2 separate regions of the Mus musculus genome follow, and region 1 is linked to region 2. A link is a contact called in ENCODE Hi-C or POLR2A ChIA-PET data. All regions are on one chromosome and are shown on one strand. Each heading gives the region's core, a stretch centred on a gene start or an enhancer-like site at or near the end of the contact. The rest is flanking DNA. Distances are from core to core; before and after follow the strand shown. Region 1 holds the start of A530088E08Rik (RIKEN cDNA A530088E08 gene). Region 2 holds the start of Akap8l (A kinase (PRKA) anchor protein 8-like).

Region 1 (3,570 bases), core at 668-3,167, 52 kb before region 2:
TAAGGACAGCCACACACTTCACTACGGAGCTGTCTCTCCAGCCCCAAGTCTGTGGCTTGTCATGTTGTCACATGCTTGGTTCTCAACTTCTCACTACTTTACTTTTCTTTCTTTCTTTCTTTCTTTCTTTCTTTCTTTCTTTTTTTTCTTCCTTCCTTCCTTTCTCTTTCTTTCTTTCTCTCTTTCTTTCTTACTTTCTTTCCTTCTTTCTTTCTTCTTTAGTTTTTTTATTCTTTGATACAGGGTCTTGCAGGAGAGCCCTGGCTCCCCCTTGAACTCACAAGCTTCCTGCCTCAGATTCCTAAGTACTAGATTTTTATGTGTGTGTGTAGTTATCACTCTGAGTAAAGGTTAGGACTCTATACTAGATGACTGAACTCACACAGGGTATACTCTTCAGCTTTTGCTTTTGTTCCGCACTGTGATTCGTCTGACATCATTAGTTAAAGAATTTATTCATTTTCCTTGCTATACGATACTCTTCGGTGTGGAAATGTCACTGAGTATTTGTCCAGCTGTCAGTGGACACCTGGGGTCTATGGAGTCCTTAGGTGCAGTGTTGGTGGCCATGTCTATTGGATGTCTGCCTAGCAGGGGAAATACTGGATCTGAGGAGAGCCACATAACCATGCTAGAACAAGGACTGGAGGTGTGGCACAATGAGGGCTACAACTGTCACGAACATGCAATCTTTAGTTCTAACTTAACACTGGTTTGGGGAACGTCTAGCCAAGAGTCCAAGGCCAGCCTGGGCTACAACACATGCCGTGAGCTCAAGGCCCGGTCTGTATAATAAAAAATGAAAAGACGGCTAGGCATGTGGCTAAGTAATAGAGCATAGGCCTTGCACCCAGGCCCTAGGTTCCACTCCCAAGGTGGAGGGGCTGGTGAATGGCTCAGCGGGTAATGTCACTTGCCATGTACGATCCGGAGTTCCAGCCTCCAATCTCACACAAAGGTGGGAGAGAACTGACTCTACCTCCACATGGCTGTCCTTTGATCACCATATGAGCACTATAGCATCCACACACACACAAATAATAAATCCATTCCAATAAAATTGTGGCAGCTTCCCTACATAAGTGAGTCTTTCCACACTCCGGCCACCAGGAGACTTTAGGGGGCCTTGCTAGCCAGCATTTATCCAAGATGTTCCCATTTCACAGAAGGCAACTGAAGCTCAAAGAGAAGTATGTACTGCCTCCTAGACCTTCTCGTCAGAAGCCAGAACTGCCAACCTCTCTTCCACCCCGCCACCTCCGCATCCTGCCCCCATCATGCCCTCCCAGCCTGACTGTAAAGGGGGGGGGGCGGGGGAGACAAGACAGGGTCACGTGGAGCTAGGTTCTGAGGAAGGAAGCTAGGCACAGTACAGACGGCTGCTGGTTCTGGACTGGCCAGGAAATCAAGGTAAGGGAGGGTGTACGTGTGGCATCCTCAAGTATGTTCCTGGAGGCGAAGCTGAGAAGAGACCAGGGAAGATGAAGCCAGAATGTGGGCAGACAATGTTCAGAACCTTTTGGTCTCGCAGCAGAGACTCCTCCGCCATGGACCCACCGTTGCAGAGTGAAGAAGATTCCCAAACGCAGCCCTCGCTGCCCTCTCCGCTGACATCCTACCGCTGGCACACTGGAGGCAGTGGGGAAAAGGCTGCTGGAGGGTTCCGCTGGGGCCGCTTTGCAGGCTGGGGAAGGGCCCTGAGCCATCAGGAGCCCATGGTGAACAGCCAGCCAGCCCCCAGATCTCTGTTTCGTCGGGTCCTCTCTGCACCCCCTAAGGAGTCACGGTCCAATCGCCTCCGGTTTTCCAAGACCCTGTGGGGAAGGCACAAGAACGTGGCACCACTGGAACCCAAGCCAAATCCGAAGGCCCCAGGTACGCTCTCCCCCAATCCAGCTGGGGCTAGGCTGGGTGGCCGGAAGCCTGGGTGTTTGTCTGTCAATCTAGCATCAGCCCTCTAGACACAGGAAGTTGTGGGGAGTATGAAAGCCCAGCAGGAAGCGGCTGGGGCCCCTAGCAGCGCTCATCTCTCTTTCCCCCTAAACTGGGGCGAGGAAGACTGGCAGGACCCGTAGGCAGCTGGGGTTCAGCTGAGAAAGGAGCATTGAATGGATGCATGCACCTTAGTACTGTGAGGATGTCTAATTGTTCTTGGCACTGACGGTTGTTGTCTTCGGTATCCAGTAGACCAAGCCGTTGGCTACATGTGGATTTGAGCTGCCATATATACATAGCCTATGTCTTACTTTGTTTCCTTGAATGTGAAATTCCCCTTCTCTGCCTTAAAGACAACATTCATTCATTCATTCATTCATTCATTCAAGCAGATGTTCATTCAGTGTGTGTGTGTGTGTGTGTGTGTGTCCTTTATCACAACACGTGTTGAGGTCAGAGGACAACCTGCATTTATTTATTTATATTAGAAAGGAGCAAGCAAGCCATGGTTCCTGGAGTCAAAGGACAACTTTCAGGAGTCAGTTCTCTCCTTCAATTACGTGAGTCCTGGGGATCAAACTCAGACAGCCTTGGAGGCAAGCACCTTTATTTGCTGAGCCATCTTGCTGGGCCAAGCAGAAGTTTTTTGAGCATCGAATTGGTCCCTGAGTGAAGCACTAAGGAGAGATGTCAGCAAAGCAGATGACACTCCCTGCCCTGTGGAGTTCACGTTGTAGTGGGTGGGGGAGGAACAGTTACAAACCTGCTGCAAAATGAGAACTGGGAGACTAGTGGACACTAGGAAGATTAGAGACCAGGGCCTAGCATATACTAAGAGATCCAATTGTAGGAAAGAGTTAGGGCCTCGGATGTGGCTCGGTGATAGAGCACTTGCTTAACATGGGAGGGGTTGTGGGATTGTGGGTTTTACACCCACCACCAAGAAAAAAAGAAGAGTTGTATGTATCACCTCTAGTGGTAAAATCGGGTTGAAAATACACCTAAAAGGTTGGTTCCGGGCTGGAGAGATGGCTCAGTGGTTAAGAGCTCTGACTGCTCTTCTGAAGGTCATGAGTTCAAATCCCAGCAACCACATGGTGGCTCACAACCATCCATAATGAGATCTGATGCCCTCTTCTGGTGTGTCTGAAGACAGTTACAGTGTACTTACATATAATAAATAAATAAATCTTTAAAAAAAAGAAAGATTGGTTGAGCTGGCGTTTGCTGGAAGCTCATGGTTAGTTCAGCTCTTTTCCTGGAAAGTTTTGAAATGCCTTCCATTCATCAGGGTTAGGACTACTAAAATCCCAGCACTTGGAAGGCAGGAGCAGGAAGATGATCAGTCTTGAGTTCTAGGCCTGCGTAAGCCATGTAACAAGGCTTTATCTCAAAACAACTGAGGCTCTGGCGAGGTGACCGGCAAGTCAAAGCACCTGGTGGAAACCCTGAGCCCACATGGCCAAGGAGAGACTGACACCTAAGTGTTGCCCTTCCCCTTCCTGAACCCACACAAATAAATCAATAAAGTCAAGCTGTTCTCCGGCCTCCACTTGTGCCATGGCAAATGTGTGTGCACAAGCACAAACTAAATAAATGTCATAGAAACAGCTCAGCCTTCATGTTATATTTAGA
Region 2 (3,451 bases), core at 640-3,139:
ATTAAACAAGACCTTGGGTGAAATCACACCAAGTGCTACAAAGTAAACTGCAGGATCTAGAGATATCATGGGGCTGTACTTTATCTAGGATTCCAGAAAGTATGGCACTCCAAAGAGGCAGTACACATAAAGCGGACTTATGTCGCATGTTCCCGGGTCACATGCACATGGTCCACTGCAACTGGCTTTCTTTTGCAAAAGTGGGGAGAAATTATCGTCAGGACATTGTATCTGGACAAATGGTAAAAACAAGCCCTTTTAATCACAGCAACAGCCTAATCTATACTTCTCTACCTCCCCTGCCCCAACTAAATTGTGAAGAACAGTTTTGGCTATCATATCAACTATTTCAGTATGTTTCTTTGAAGGATCTAGGCCTTTTAAAGAATGCCATTGTTATTACCCCTAAAGAAACTGCTAACAAGAACTGAGAGGTGGCTCAATGGCAAAGAACACACACTGCTCTTACAGAGAACTTGGATTTGGTTCCCAGCACCCACATGGCAGCTCACAGTAACTCCAGGGTATCCAGTACCCTCTTCTGACCACCTCAGGCACTGGGGGTGCATGTAGTTGCATAGACATATATTCAAGCAAAACAAATACATAAGCCTAAAAAGAATTGATAAACATTCCTTAATACCAATAGAACACCTACTTTAACATTTCTCAAAACCATAAGAAGGTACATGAATCATAGAAGCAGAGCTTGCTGTAGTTTATCCATTGTTTTATTTTTAGGGTTCTTCCAAGGATACCTCCCATGGTGACTTTCCACACAGCCAGGAGGAGCCAGGCATAGTGCTTAGAACAAGGCTGGTACTGGGTTACATTTTTCGTTTTGTGGAGCTGAGCATTGAACATAGGTTCTTATGTCAAGCATTTGCAATAATATATGATACATTGAGATATACTACTTGTATAACAAATAGCATACACATAAACAGTTATTTTTAAAGTGGTTTTTGAGAGGCAGGAGAGATGGCTCAGCAGTTAAGAGCACTAGCTGTTTTCCCAGAGGACCCAGGTTCAATTCCCAGTACCTTCATGGCAGCTCAGGGCTGTCTGAAACTCCAGTTCAGGTGATCTGACACCCTCACACAGACACGCGCAAGCAAAACACTAATACACATAAAATTTTCAAAAGCATCTTTATTTTGCAGTTGGAGAGCTCACATAAGGCCTTCTGTACATGCTAGGATAAAATGTTTTTCCACCAAGCTATATCCTTACAAACACTATTAATTGTTATGTAACGATTAATAAGAAAATAATATTTACTATTTACTTTGTGAAACTGGCCCTAATTCTTTACCCCTCCTTGAAACGGGGACTCACTGGAACCCAGAGTGGCTTAGAATTCATATAGTATAATCTGACCTCAAACTCGAGTCATTCTGTCTCAGGCTCCGGTATTCTGGGGTTACAGAAGTCAGCTACTACACATGGCCTTCTTCGTTTGTTTTAACGTTATCTCACATAACGTTTGTCAGGACCTTGTTTAGCAGTTAGATACTAATTTTCTCCTTTCAACATGGCTTTACCATTCTTGACTTCATTTCAGTGGCGGGGCGCAAGACGGTCGTCTCTGCTCACGCTGGCAAGTGTCTCGCTCGCACACACCAGGCGAGCACACGCGTGGGCTCGGACCTCTAGGTTGCATGCAGCTCCGCCCCTTCGAACCTTTCCATCTTCTCCCCTTGGCCTATTGGCGCAGGTTTTTGTTAACAGGAGGCGGAGAGTAAGGCGGGGTCGTCGGGGGTTGGCAGTATCTCCAACCACTGTCACGAAGAGGTGTAAAAATAGACAGGTAGCGAAACCAATAGGCGTGAAGTCCGAGGTTTGCAGAAGCCAATGAGATAAGGAGGCGGGGCTGGAGCGTGTGTGGAAGGACCCCAGGGATTGTTGTGGCGTCAGACGCGCAGAGTAGCGGTCTGTGTCCACGGCTCGGGTGTTCTCTGCGGCCATGAGCTACACAGGTAGGCCCAACAGGGTGAAGGCAGCGCTCTGGGCCGGGGCGTCAGGACGGGCTGAGTCATGCTAGGATCTCCTCTTGTAGTGTCGTGGTCATTGCCCTCTGTGGTCACAAAATGGCGTCTTAGGCTCTTCCCTTCGGGGTCGCATCCCTCAAGCTTCGGCTCTCACTGACCTCAGCCGGGCATCTTGGACTCTCCTGGCTACTCAAGGATTTGCTTGTGTCTTCTGTGACCGTAGGTCTTGGGCCTCAACGTTAGGTTCAGGCTTCCCGCACCTCCGTTCGTCATTCCCTGGCTAGTGCCCCACGGACACCCACGTCTAAGACGTCGCTTCTCAGGCCTGAGCTTCTGAGATCAGTCCGTTGGGGCGGCTGCTGTCGCCATTGCCTCCCTTGAGCAGTTTCTGTGCAAAACGTCGCAGACCCTTACTCATGGCACTCCCCCCACTTCATCTGGTATAAAGCGGGAGGGGGGGAGAGCCAACCTCCCCTACCTCACTCCCCCAGGGGGCGGTGAGAATCTGTAAATCTATATGAAGGCTCTGAACCGTTGCAGGGAGCTTTAGAGAGCAAGCTTGAACCCTGGTGACGAATGACTACTTTCCACTCAACTTACCGAATCAGGTGCTGAATAGACACTGAATGCTGACAAGAATTTCTTAAGCATCTTATAGGCGAGGACAGACAAAATACAATAAATATATTATTTTGGGTCTTGGGTATCCTGAAGAGATTCAGCCATTACACGGAGAGCTTTGAAGCCTCTGGGAAGGGTGACGTTTAAGAAGAGATGTAAGCAAAATAGGAAAGAGTAAAGATAGCTGTCGCTGTAAAACATACTGGGCTGGAACCGCCTACCTACTTAGATCAGTGATATTTGAGCAAAGAGGAAGGTGGGTGAGGAGCATGGTGAGGGGTGTGGAATATGCTTGAGTGACTGTAGAATCATTCTTGAGTGAGTTAGTTGCCAAGGCTCCCTGGGTTTGCCAATGAAACTTATCAGTCAGTGCCACAGACAGTGCCTCCCACTTTACTGGAGGTATTTCAGGCTTGAACTTAAGTGGTTGCTGGATAACCCACATTCTGTTTGGAATGTTTAAGGCTTTCAATGGAACCTGAGCTTTATGCCAGTCCTCCTAAGCCCCTGGGTCAAATGCTTGCCAAGAACCTTGGGATTTTTAACAACCATCCTCTAGGCCAGTGGTTCTCAACCAGGGTGATTTTGCCTGCCTCACACCTCCCAGGGGTACATTTGGCAATATCTGGAGTCCTGTTTTGTCTTATCTATATAATGTGTGTATGGGCAGGGGGGGGGTGGAGGTGGGGGACTGGTATGCAGTGCTACTGACATCTAGTGGATAAAGGGTAGGGCTGCAACTCTGCAGCCTGAAGCGCATAGTATGGCTTCCACCACAACATACTTTACTTTATTTACATGTATCTGTCTGCATCTACATGTATGTGTTTGTGTGAGTG

The links. A loop is a pair of places that touch in the nucleus more often than their neighbours do. ChIA-PET counts read pairs that join two places held with the same protein, here RNA polymerase II (POLR2A).
Region 1: a loop to region 2 is called in a map of regulatory T cell, with 2.0 times the contacts of the local background. The contact joins the promoter of A530088E08Rik here to the promoter of Akap8l in region 2. A Hi-C loop is called at or near these places in 2 of 37 maps with a recorded cell type or tissue (T-helper 17 cell and regulatory T cell). POLR2A ChIA-PET finds 5 or more read pairs at or near these places in 2 of 5 experiments (both embryonic stem cell).

Annotation. Positions count from the first base shown.
Region 1 is chr17:32,401,361-32,404,930 of GRCm38, reverse strand. A530088E08Rik (RIKEN cDNA A530088E08 gene) reads right to left here and starts at 1,917. Exons shown (of 1, transcript NR_029458.1): 1 at 123-1,917. Rasal3 (RAS protein activator like 3) reads left to right here and starts at 1,350. Exons shown (of 18, transcript NM_001374604.1): 1 at 1,350-1,410; 2 at 1,532-1,875. The coding sequence starts at 1,548.
Region 2 is chr17:32,349,015-32,352,465 of GRCm38, reverse strand. It overlaps Akap8l (A kinase (PRKA) anchor protein 8-like), which reads left to right and starts at 1,889. Exons shown (of 14, transcript NM_017476.2): 1 at 1,889-1,979. The coding sequence starts at 1,967.